Linked DNA regions of Homo sapiens: region 1 is linked to region 2. A link is an interaction called in ENCODE POLR2A ChIA-PET data of the cell type or tissue named here. Cell type or tissue: GM12878. All regions are shown on one strand. Links, peaks and the distances in the headings refer to the core of each region. The heading gives the core; the rest is flanking DNA.

The links. ChIA-PET counts read pairs that join two places held together with the same protein. Peaks named below come from ENCODE experiments on the same cell type or tissue, not always from the same donor. Only the 100,000 strongest peaks of a DNase experiment are listed, where the experiment ranks them.
Region 1: POLR2A ChIA-PET joins it to region 2 with 8 read pairs; 5 of 35 experiments call an interaction of 5 or more read pairs at or near these places.

What each region holds. Positions count from the first base shown.
Region 1 is chr10:119,514,548-119,518,935 of GRCh38, reverse strand. It overlaps RGS10 (regulator of G protein signaling 10), which reads left to right. Exons shown (of 5, transcript NM_001005339.2): 4 at 3,284-3,427. Among named protein-coding and RNA genes, the nearest start is that of RGS10, 26 kb to the left of the region's middle. RefSeq lists enhancers at 345-504, 855-1,134, 1,924-2,506 and a silencer at 3,272-3,485. In GM12878, for the core only: a CTCF peak has its summit at 2,138; DNase peaks (open chromatin) are centred at 952, 1,095 and 2,185; H3K4me3 peaks cover 1,781 bases; H3K27ac peaks cover 2,592 bases.
Region 2 is chr10:119,590,422-119,594,809 of GRCh38, reverse strand. All of the region lies in intron 1 of TIAL1 (TIA1 cytotoxic granule associated RNA binding protein like 1), which reads left to right. Among named protein-coding and RNA genes, the nearest start is that of TIAL1, 4.3 kb to the left of the region's middle. In GM12878, for the core only: no CTCF peak of the experiment used is centred there; no DNase peak of the experiment used is centred there; H3K4me3 peaks cover 2,739 bases; H3K27ac peaks cover 209 bases.

The sequences.
Region 1 (4,388 bases), core at 303-4,302, 76 kb after region 2:
CTGGGAGTTCGAGAGCAGCCTGGCCAACATGGTGAAACCCCGTCTCTACTAAAAATACAAAAAATTAGCCGGGCGTGGTGGCGGACTCCTGTAATCCCAGCTACTTGGGAGGTTGAAGCAGGAGAATTGCTTGAACCCGGGAGGCAGAGCTTGCAGTGAGCCGAGATCGCGCCACTGCACTCCAGCCTGGGCGACAGTGAGACTCCATCTTGAAAAAAAAAAAGAGGGATTGGGGGTGGTGAGGCCATTAACCCCCATGTAGAGAGCTGTGGGGTCAAGGGGGATCTTTTATTTTCCAGTGGGAAGGTTCGATTGGGGAGGGCGGGGCCAGTGTGGGAAGCAGCGCTCTTCTGAGCTTTGGGCCCCTGGTGACTTTGCTGTTCGTCTGCATAGAGGTGCACTTCTGGGGCTGATAGGAAAGTGAATTTGCTTCTCCTGATCGTGCACCTGCAGGGAGCCGGGTTCGAGAGCTGACGTCTGGCTGAGCATTGTCACAGTTGAGCCACTGCTGGGCCTCGAAGAAGGGCCTCAGCCTTGTGGGGTGCCTGGAAGGTGCTCACTGGGGTGCAGGTGCTTCCTGGGCAGTCCCCGAGTTGATGGGCCAAGGTGGGGCCCTCTCCAGCACCTGCCAGGACAGCCTCAGATGCTGGACACTTCAGGTCTCCCCAGGGAGAAAGGGGCTCTCTGGTCCAGGCTGTGGCCAGCCACATGTGTCAGGGCCGTGGAAGAGAAGTCGGCCATCCTTCCAGGCCACAGACACAGAATCAACTCCACCAGCTCTGTTCCTACCCGGACAGTAGCTAGAATAGGGTTAACAAAGCTCTGGAAAAATCTATCAAAATAGCTCCACAGACTGTTTCTTCTTTTCTGCTCATGTTCTCGGCCTAGACACCAGGCCTTCCCGTGACTGGCTTGTGGTCGCCGTCTCAGGGTTTCCCTTTTCAGTCATACTTCCTAGCTCCGCCGAGATAAGCTGAGCCCTGCAGCTGCTCACAGTGGGCATCTGGTCAGCCAGGGCCTTGAACCCCACATTGTTCTCACGCAGACTCAGGAGGGACAGCCGGTGGAAGAGGGCAGGGCTGAGACCCTCAAAGCTTATATACCTGCAGTCACTGGAACCTACTTCCTCTCCCCCGGCCTCTTCTGCCCCACCTCAAAGACTCAAGCCATTCATTGCACTTCTCTATTTCAGAATCACTCAAGATATCCTGGATTCATGTGTGTATGTGTGTGCGTGTGTGCACGTGTGTGCGTGTGTGTGTGCGTGTGAATGTCAAGGGGAGGAGGGGAGGTCTAAAGTGATTTCTGCCCCCAGACCTCTGCATGGAGTTTGCTCATCTGCCTGGCCGAAATTCTCCTTTCATGAAGTGGCTTTAAAACAGGAAGTGGTTTTCCAAAAGGGTTGCTTCCTGACGGAATGGGGGTGGTGGAGGGAGGCTGTGGCTTCATGGAGCTGGTGGGTCTTGGAGAGGACAGCAGGGCCAGCTCCTAAGTGCCACCCCCTTGGGTCTCGAGGATGGCCCCCAGACCTGTCCCTTAGATAGCCACGCTTGTCTGGAGAGACTCCTGTGTCACTGAGTCTGGCATCGATTCATTGCTCCTATTGACAGTGAAGACAGGGTGGACAGCATGGCTTTCGGTGTTCACCCAACCTGGGCCGTCTCCCTGCAAGTGCTGGTGAGGCTTGCTTTCTCGCAGAACAGGACATGGCCAGGCCGTGGCTTCTCAGGATCTTTTGTCCCCAGTGCCCTGAACTAAAAAAGGGCTACCCTTCCTTCCTTTCATGCCCCAGCTATCAAAACCTTCTGGTGGTTTCCTTAAGGGCAGAAGGTTTGCAGAGCTTGGGATTTCCCAAACCAAGCCCCACAGCACATGCGGAGCCCCAGTTGGGCTCTTGGAGAGAAAGGCAGTTTTCCAGGCCCCCCACACACATGTCATAGCTGTGTGGCTGCATTTTAGAGGCATTTGTTGTCTGCCTTGCTCTGTAGGGTAAGGTCATGCTTTAGACTCTAACGTTCAGAGAAACAGCCCCGCTTTTGCTGTTGGCGAGGTATGAGCACAGGAAGTCTCCTTTCTCTAAAAGAAAATCGAGCCCTCAGGGGAAGTTCTGGAGGAGAGGGCTCCTGCGCCTGCAGCCCCGCCCTGAGGCGCCTGTCCTGAAGACACAGTTCTCACTGTGAAGTCATCTCCTTACCATCAGTGAGTGCTCCTGAGCCAGCCTCGGTTAGTTTCGGGTGAAACAGGAAGCCGGTACCTACTCACGGCTCCTGCTTCCCAGCAGGACTGCACTCGGGACTTGAGGGCGGGCAGCGAGTGTTTTCTCCACTGCTGTGCTCAGTATCTCGTTAGCTAAAAGGAAATGCACCCTGCCTGGGAAGGCCGCATACCGCACAACCTGGAGGGGCCAATGTGTCTTGCGGAAGTGGAACTGAGCAGAATTCAGAGGCCTTGGAGCCAAACAGTCCTAAGGCTCCCGGAAGCTCTCAGATAAGCCATGCCACCTCTCCTGACCTCTGTGTCCTCATGGGGAAAGTGGGGCTAACAGGAAAATGCCCTTTGCTGCATGTCCAGGGGATTAAGGAAATGGGATCCCTCCAAGCAGGTGCCTGCAGCCCAGTGGGCGCTTAATAACTGGTAGGGATAGTAGGTGTGCATACTTTAACTTGATTTTTTTTTTTTTTTTTGAGAGACAGTCTCACTCTGTCACCCAGGCTGGAGTTCAGTGGTGCAATCTCAGCTCACTGCAACCTCTCTTTCCTGGGTTCAAGCAATTCTCCTGCCTCAGCCTCCTGAGTAGCTGAGATTACAGGTTTGCACCACCACGCCTGGCTAATTTTTGTCTTTTTACTAGAGATGGGGTTTCACCATGTTGGCCAGGCTGCTCTCGAACTCCTGACCTCAGGTGATCAATCTGCCTCGGCTTCCCAAAGTGCTGGGATTACAGGCATGAGCCACTGTGCCCGGCCACAGGATGGCTGTAAATGGTACTGAGTGCTCTCTGCGGGCCAGGATTCTTTCTGTCATCACTTCTGAATGGTTAATGCAGCAATTTTGTTCCAGGAGAAGTGGCTGCAGGCGCATGAAGGGGCGGGGGTAGGGGCTTGGCAGTGCAGGCTCTCCCATATAGAAATTCTCTCTGGAGTGGCCTGAGAGCCCCTGGGCTGTGGGGGGTGCCTTTCTCTTGCCACAGCAGCTCCTGTGGGCCTGGCTGGAGGGGAGAGCAGGGCTCAGGCCGGGAAGGCTGTGTGTGCAGATAGCACAAGGCCCCATCTGTCTCCTCCAGATGCAGGAAAAGGCAAAGGAGATCTACATGACCTTTCTGTCCAGCAAGGCCTCATCACAGGTCAACGTGGAGGGGCAGTCTCGGCTCAACGAGAAGATCCTGGAAGAACCGCACCCTCTGATGTTCCAGAAACTCCAGGACCAGGTAACCCGACTTCCCTGCCTGCACCTTGATTTGAAAACCTACATTAATTCCAGGCCTGGAAGAATTTACTGAAACACCCGATGTTAGACTCCCTGGAAACCATCTCATACGGCCGGGCAGACCGAGGTACACTGAGGGGCCATGGTTGGGGAGAGTGGGGACCAGAATTCTAAGCTTGAGATTTGCCCCACAGGAGTCCCCCCAGGCCTGTTTAATCTTGGTCTACACACAGTTTAGACCAGTTTATCTGCCTTCTCAGTCCAGATTAGAGGGGAGGCTGGAGCTATTTGAGGAGCCTGTACTGAGAAAGCAACCTATAATTGCTGAAGGTAAGAATAGACGGAAAACTCCAGAAAGCAAGCAGGAGAACTCAAAGTGGCAGGCTGTTTCTGTGCAAATATCCAGACACCTCCACATACTTCTGGTGGCCTAATGCTGTAAGCTATTAATAGTTCATCATGTAGCCCCTGAGGCATAATGAAAAGGTTAGCATTGGGCAGCATATTCCATGTGAATTCTGATTCACATTTGGCTATTGAAGGAGACTTGCGGAGGGCCTCCTGGAAGTGGTGAATTTGAGCCAGTCGGAAGGACGCATGGGCATTGATTTGCGCTGGGAAAGGGAGTGGAATGTATGGTGAAAAGGCAGTTTTTGTGACTGTAGCCATATGAGGATATCGACCCCACCCTGGACCTCAGAATCTTGTCAGAGCTCCCTAGGGCACTTGAAAGTGCAGCCAGGGTTGCGAACCTGTACTGACCTCTGTGCTCTAGGTATTCTCAGTAATGACAACACTAACTACCATTTCGCTTTTGGTTCTGTGTTTTTGTTCTTTTTTTTTTTTTTTTTTAATACCGAGTCTTACTCTGTCTCCCAGGATGGAGTGCAGTGGCTTGATCTTGGTTCACTGCAACCTCCGCCTCCCAGGTTCAAGCGATTCTCATGCCTCAGCCTCCTGAG
Region 2 (4,388 bases), core at 115-4,114:
CTACAAAAAACACAAAAATTAGCTGGGCGTGGTGGCGCGCGCCTGTAGTCCCTGCTACTTGGGAGGCTGAGGCAGGAGAATCACTTGAACCCAGGAGGCAGAGGTTGCAGTGAGCCGAGATTGCACCACTGCACTCCAGACTGGTGACAGAGCGAGAGTTCGTCTAAACAATTAAAAAAAAAATTTTATCCTTCAACATCTGTTGAAGCCAAGACTTGGTGTTGAGTTACAATGTGTACTTTGATATAAGCATCTGGGAAAGCTAGGCTTAAAGACTAGCTAACATGTATTTAACAAAGATAAAAGTTACATTGTATCTAAAAATCTGAAGTATCATCACACACTGAATGATTGATAAATACTCATGGCAGGGGTCTCATTTACTGTATCTGTTCCTTACCAAGAGGAATCTCTGGTTTTGTAGTGCTAAAGAATGTGCTTTTTTGATGTCTTTTATTTATCTTTGCATCTGCCTTGCCTTCATCCCTATCAGAGTTTCTCCAGGGGAATAATAAGCTAACTTCTTTGTCACTTATTTCCTTCCTCTACCTTCTCTAATCTCTTGTTCTTTCTTTGAAACAGTTAAGTTGTCTATGTTTACAGTTCTCTAAAACTGTGACATGTTCATATGAATAAATAAACATCTTAACTCTGTTGTTTTGTATGTCAGTACGTGTTTACTATTCTGTCTTCCTTTTTCCTTCTCCCACCCTTTTCCATAGGGCCTTTTTTTTTTTTTAAGAGAAGGACTACTACATCTTCCTAGGTCTTACCCCCACAGCACTTAGTTCACTGCCTGGAACATAAGAGGTACTCAGAATTTCTACAGTGATTATACTTCTTTCATTAAATTAGTATTAAGTTCTTTTTTAAAAGTCCTGGTTGAACTAAGATTGTAGGCAGACATTACTGTCACATGTGGTGCAGTCTGTTGACTTTTATATATTTTTTAAAACCTTCAAATGTAAAATCTTGAGATAAAAGCAAATGTTTAACAATTGGGATTTTTATTAGAGTTTAATACAAATAATGCATAGTTTTTCTAAGTGTACGTTTTACATATTCTCAAAGGGTTCTATTAGATATAAGTAACATGATGAAAACTGAACATGATTTTAGACGTTGATATCTAGTAGGGTTTTTTGTTTATGGAGATCTTATATTTTACATTGTGAGCTATGGATTAGGTTTTTCAAGTGGCCAGTATGTTTTAAAAGAATGTGTTCTTAACAAAGCTTATCTTAAATTGTTTCCTTAAGATGCCTGTGTGTTACTAGTGAGGTTTTTTTCCTGCAGACACACACAAGCTAAGACATATGGTTCTATCTTCAGAAAACAATATGGTGTTTAGAGCCTAGGTAGGTCTTTAAATATTCATTACCTACAGTATTACTAATTTATTTGATGGTATTTAAAGTGGCAAGAATTGCTTTGATGTTGAGCCTAAATTTCTATTTGTCATATAGTTGCTTTAAAGGTCTGTTTTCTGATGTTCTTCATTCTCATTTGACATTTATTTTGGGGTATTATGCATTGAGTAACTTGTGATCTAAAAAAACAAACAAGATCATGCTGTGTAATACTGGTGTTGGAACTGGACTGTCTGACACCTGCCTTGTGGGACACACATTTCAGGCTTGGGTTGTGTGTATCTTTGTAGTGCAGTGATTTGATCCATGGTATATCTGAATCTACAATATGACACTAAATTGTAATAGTGTTTTATTGTAGCTTATTTTATTTTCTTCATCTATCGGATGCACCAAAATTGCTAGGAATTCGTGTAATACCATGTTACACAATCCCTTCCTTTAAGGCTATTCTTTCTTCCTGGAAATAAGCTAATGATTTAGAGTATAATCTGAACATCTAAGAACAAAGCAGAAGAAAATTCTATAAACTATTACAAAATTGACTGGCTATACCATGGATTTGGCTATACTGTGGCTATAATCAAGCCCCTCATTCAAATTCAACTTAATCATATTCTTTGTTTCTTTAAAGTAAGAGAGAGAGAGTGAGTGTGTGTGTGTGTGTGTGTGTGTGAGAATATCTCATATATATAGTTGGTCAATTTAGTTGTACCTCCTGCAGCTATCTTCCATCATGCCTCCTTCCTAAAATGAAATACTGTACCGACAAATTGAACAATTAATTAGAGATCTATTGAAGGATATTATTGCAAAATCTCTTCTTGTATAGGACTTGTCAAGAACAAAAGCAAAACTATTATGGAAATTTAGCTATAGTTTTTTGTGTGAAAGTGCTGATAATTTCAGCCTTGGTAGGGCTACTCTTTTCAGAGTGAGAGCACATTCAGTGTTGAAAAAGTGTCATTAGTCTTCTGAAAGGCATGATATTCTTAACTTAAAATTCTGCCCAGTCGGACACAGGAAGTAGTTTGGCAATGTGAATTTCTGCCTACTGTGAAACTGCTAAGTTTTTAGCCCCAAATTGGATTTTAACCCTGATATTAGAGATAAAGGTGTCATTTTCAGTTTTTAATGCTTCAGTTCCTACAGTTCCTGTTCTTAGAAGACAAAATAGACTCTAAGGTATGCCTCTTCTGAATTTTTTCGTTGAGTTAAAAATCATTTTGGAATTTCCTAAGTGTTTACTCTTTGAATTGACCTCTCAATACAAAAATTAGAGCCATTTATCTTTTTTCTGTTATTTTGTGTATGTTCTTTAGGTAGCAATTATATATTTAAAGACTTGGATCTTTAGCTTGACTATTTCATAACCAGAGCAGAAAGAAAGTGAAGTGTAGAAGCTATAATTTGGAACGAATAAAGATGTCATTTCAATGAACTACCAAGAGATGATCTTACTAGGTCAGGCATTGAACTTTGTCTTAAATATTTTTGTTAGTATTTACTTTGGGACAGATTATTTTATGATACTGTAAAAGTACTTAAAATAGAATAGTACAGTATTTTAAAAGCTATACAATACGTCTCTCAAGTGTTATGATGCACGAAGGCAAATGTAAATGAAGAGGCAATCTGAAATTTGGGTACAAGAACTCAGTAAAAGAAAAGGCAGTCTGAAATTTGGGTAAAGTTTAGGTGAAATTATATAGTGAATCATGGCCTTTTAATCCTGGTAAATTAAGATATTGTATGTGTTGTTATGGAAGGCCTTTCATGTTAGTTTTTGAAATTTAGTTTGCTGCTTAACATTTAACTTTTAGTGGAGATAATTTGAAAAATAGGAAACCTTAATACTGGATTTTTAAATAAATATTTCATGACATTCTAAACTTAGATATTAACGTTTTCATCTTTGCTTTCAGTGCTAGAAATGTAAATTAATATATCTAAATATGCCTCTAGAAATTCTTCAAGATCTGTAACTGGCGGGAAATAGGTTGACTTAGAATAAAGATTTTTTTTTTTTTTTCAGATGGAGTTTCGCTCTTGTTGCCCAGGCTGGAGTGCCATGGCGCGATCTCAGCCCACTGCAACCTCCACCTCCCGGGTTCAAGTGATTCTCCTGCCTCAGCCTCCCCCAAGTAGCTGGGATTACAGGTGCCCGCCACCATGCCTGGCTAATTTTTTGTGTTTTTAGTAGAGACGGGGTTTCACCATGTTGGCCAGGCTGGTCTTGAACTCCTGACCTCAAGTGATCCACCTGCCTCGGCTTCCCAGAGTGTTAGGATTACAGGTGTGAGCCACCACACCTGGTGGAATAAAGATCTTATTAAGCAGTGACGGCTTTTTTTGTGACTATTAGATATAGAAGGTAACTAATTCCAATACAGTTTTTCCTGAAGAAATTGATGTTTAAACAGTAATGGAAATTTAAAACTATTTAAATCATTTAAAATGTGTTATATTAAAATGATAATTCTATTTTAATTTTGTTATTAGCTAGCTTCAATATGTGAAAACCAGTTTTATCCATCCTTCTTTTCTCTTAGAAGTGAGCTAACTAGCCCTTTAGGCAAGGAGCATAATGTTTAGAAGCTCAAGATCACTTGTTCGTTTCTTTCTTTCTTTCTTTCTTTCTTTCTTTCTTTCTTTCTTTCTTTCTTTCTTTCTTTCTCTCTTTCTCTCTGTCTCTCTCTCTTTCTCTCTTTCTTTTTTATTTATTTTTTTGAGATGGAGTCTCACTCTGTCGCCCAGGTTGGAGTGCAATGGTGCAATCTCGGCTCACTGCAACCTCTGCCTCCCAGGTTCAAGCGATTCTCCTGCCTCGGCCTCCCGAGTAGCTGGGATTATAGGTGCGCGCCACCATGCCCGGCTAATTTTTGTATTTTTTGTGGAGACAGGGTTTCACCATGTTGGTCAGGCTGGTCTCAAACTCCTGACCTCATGATCCGCCTGCCATAGCCTCCCAAAGTGCTGGGATTACAGGCGTGAGCCACCATGCCTGGTCACTTGTTC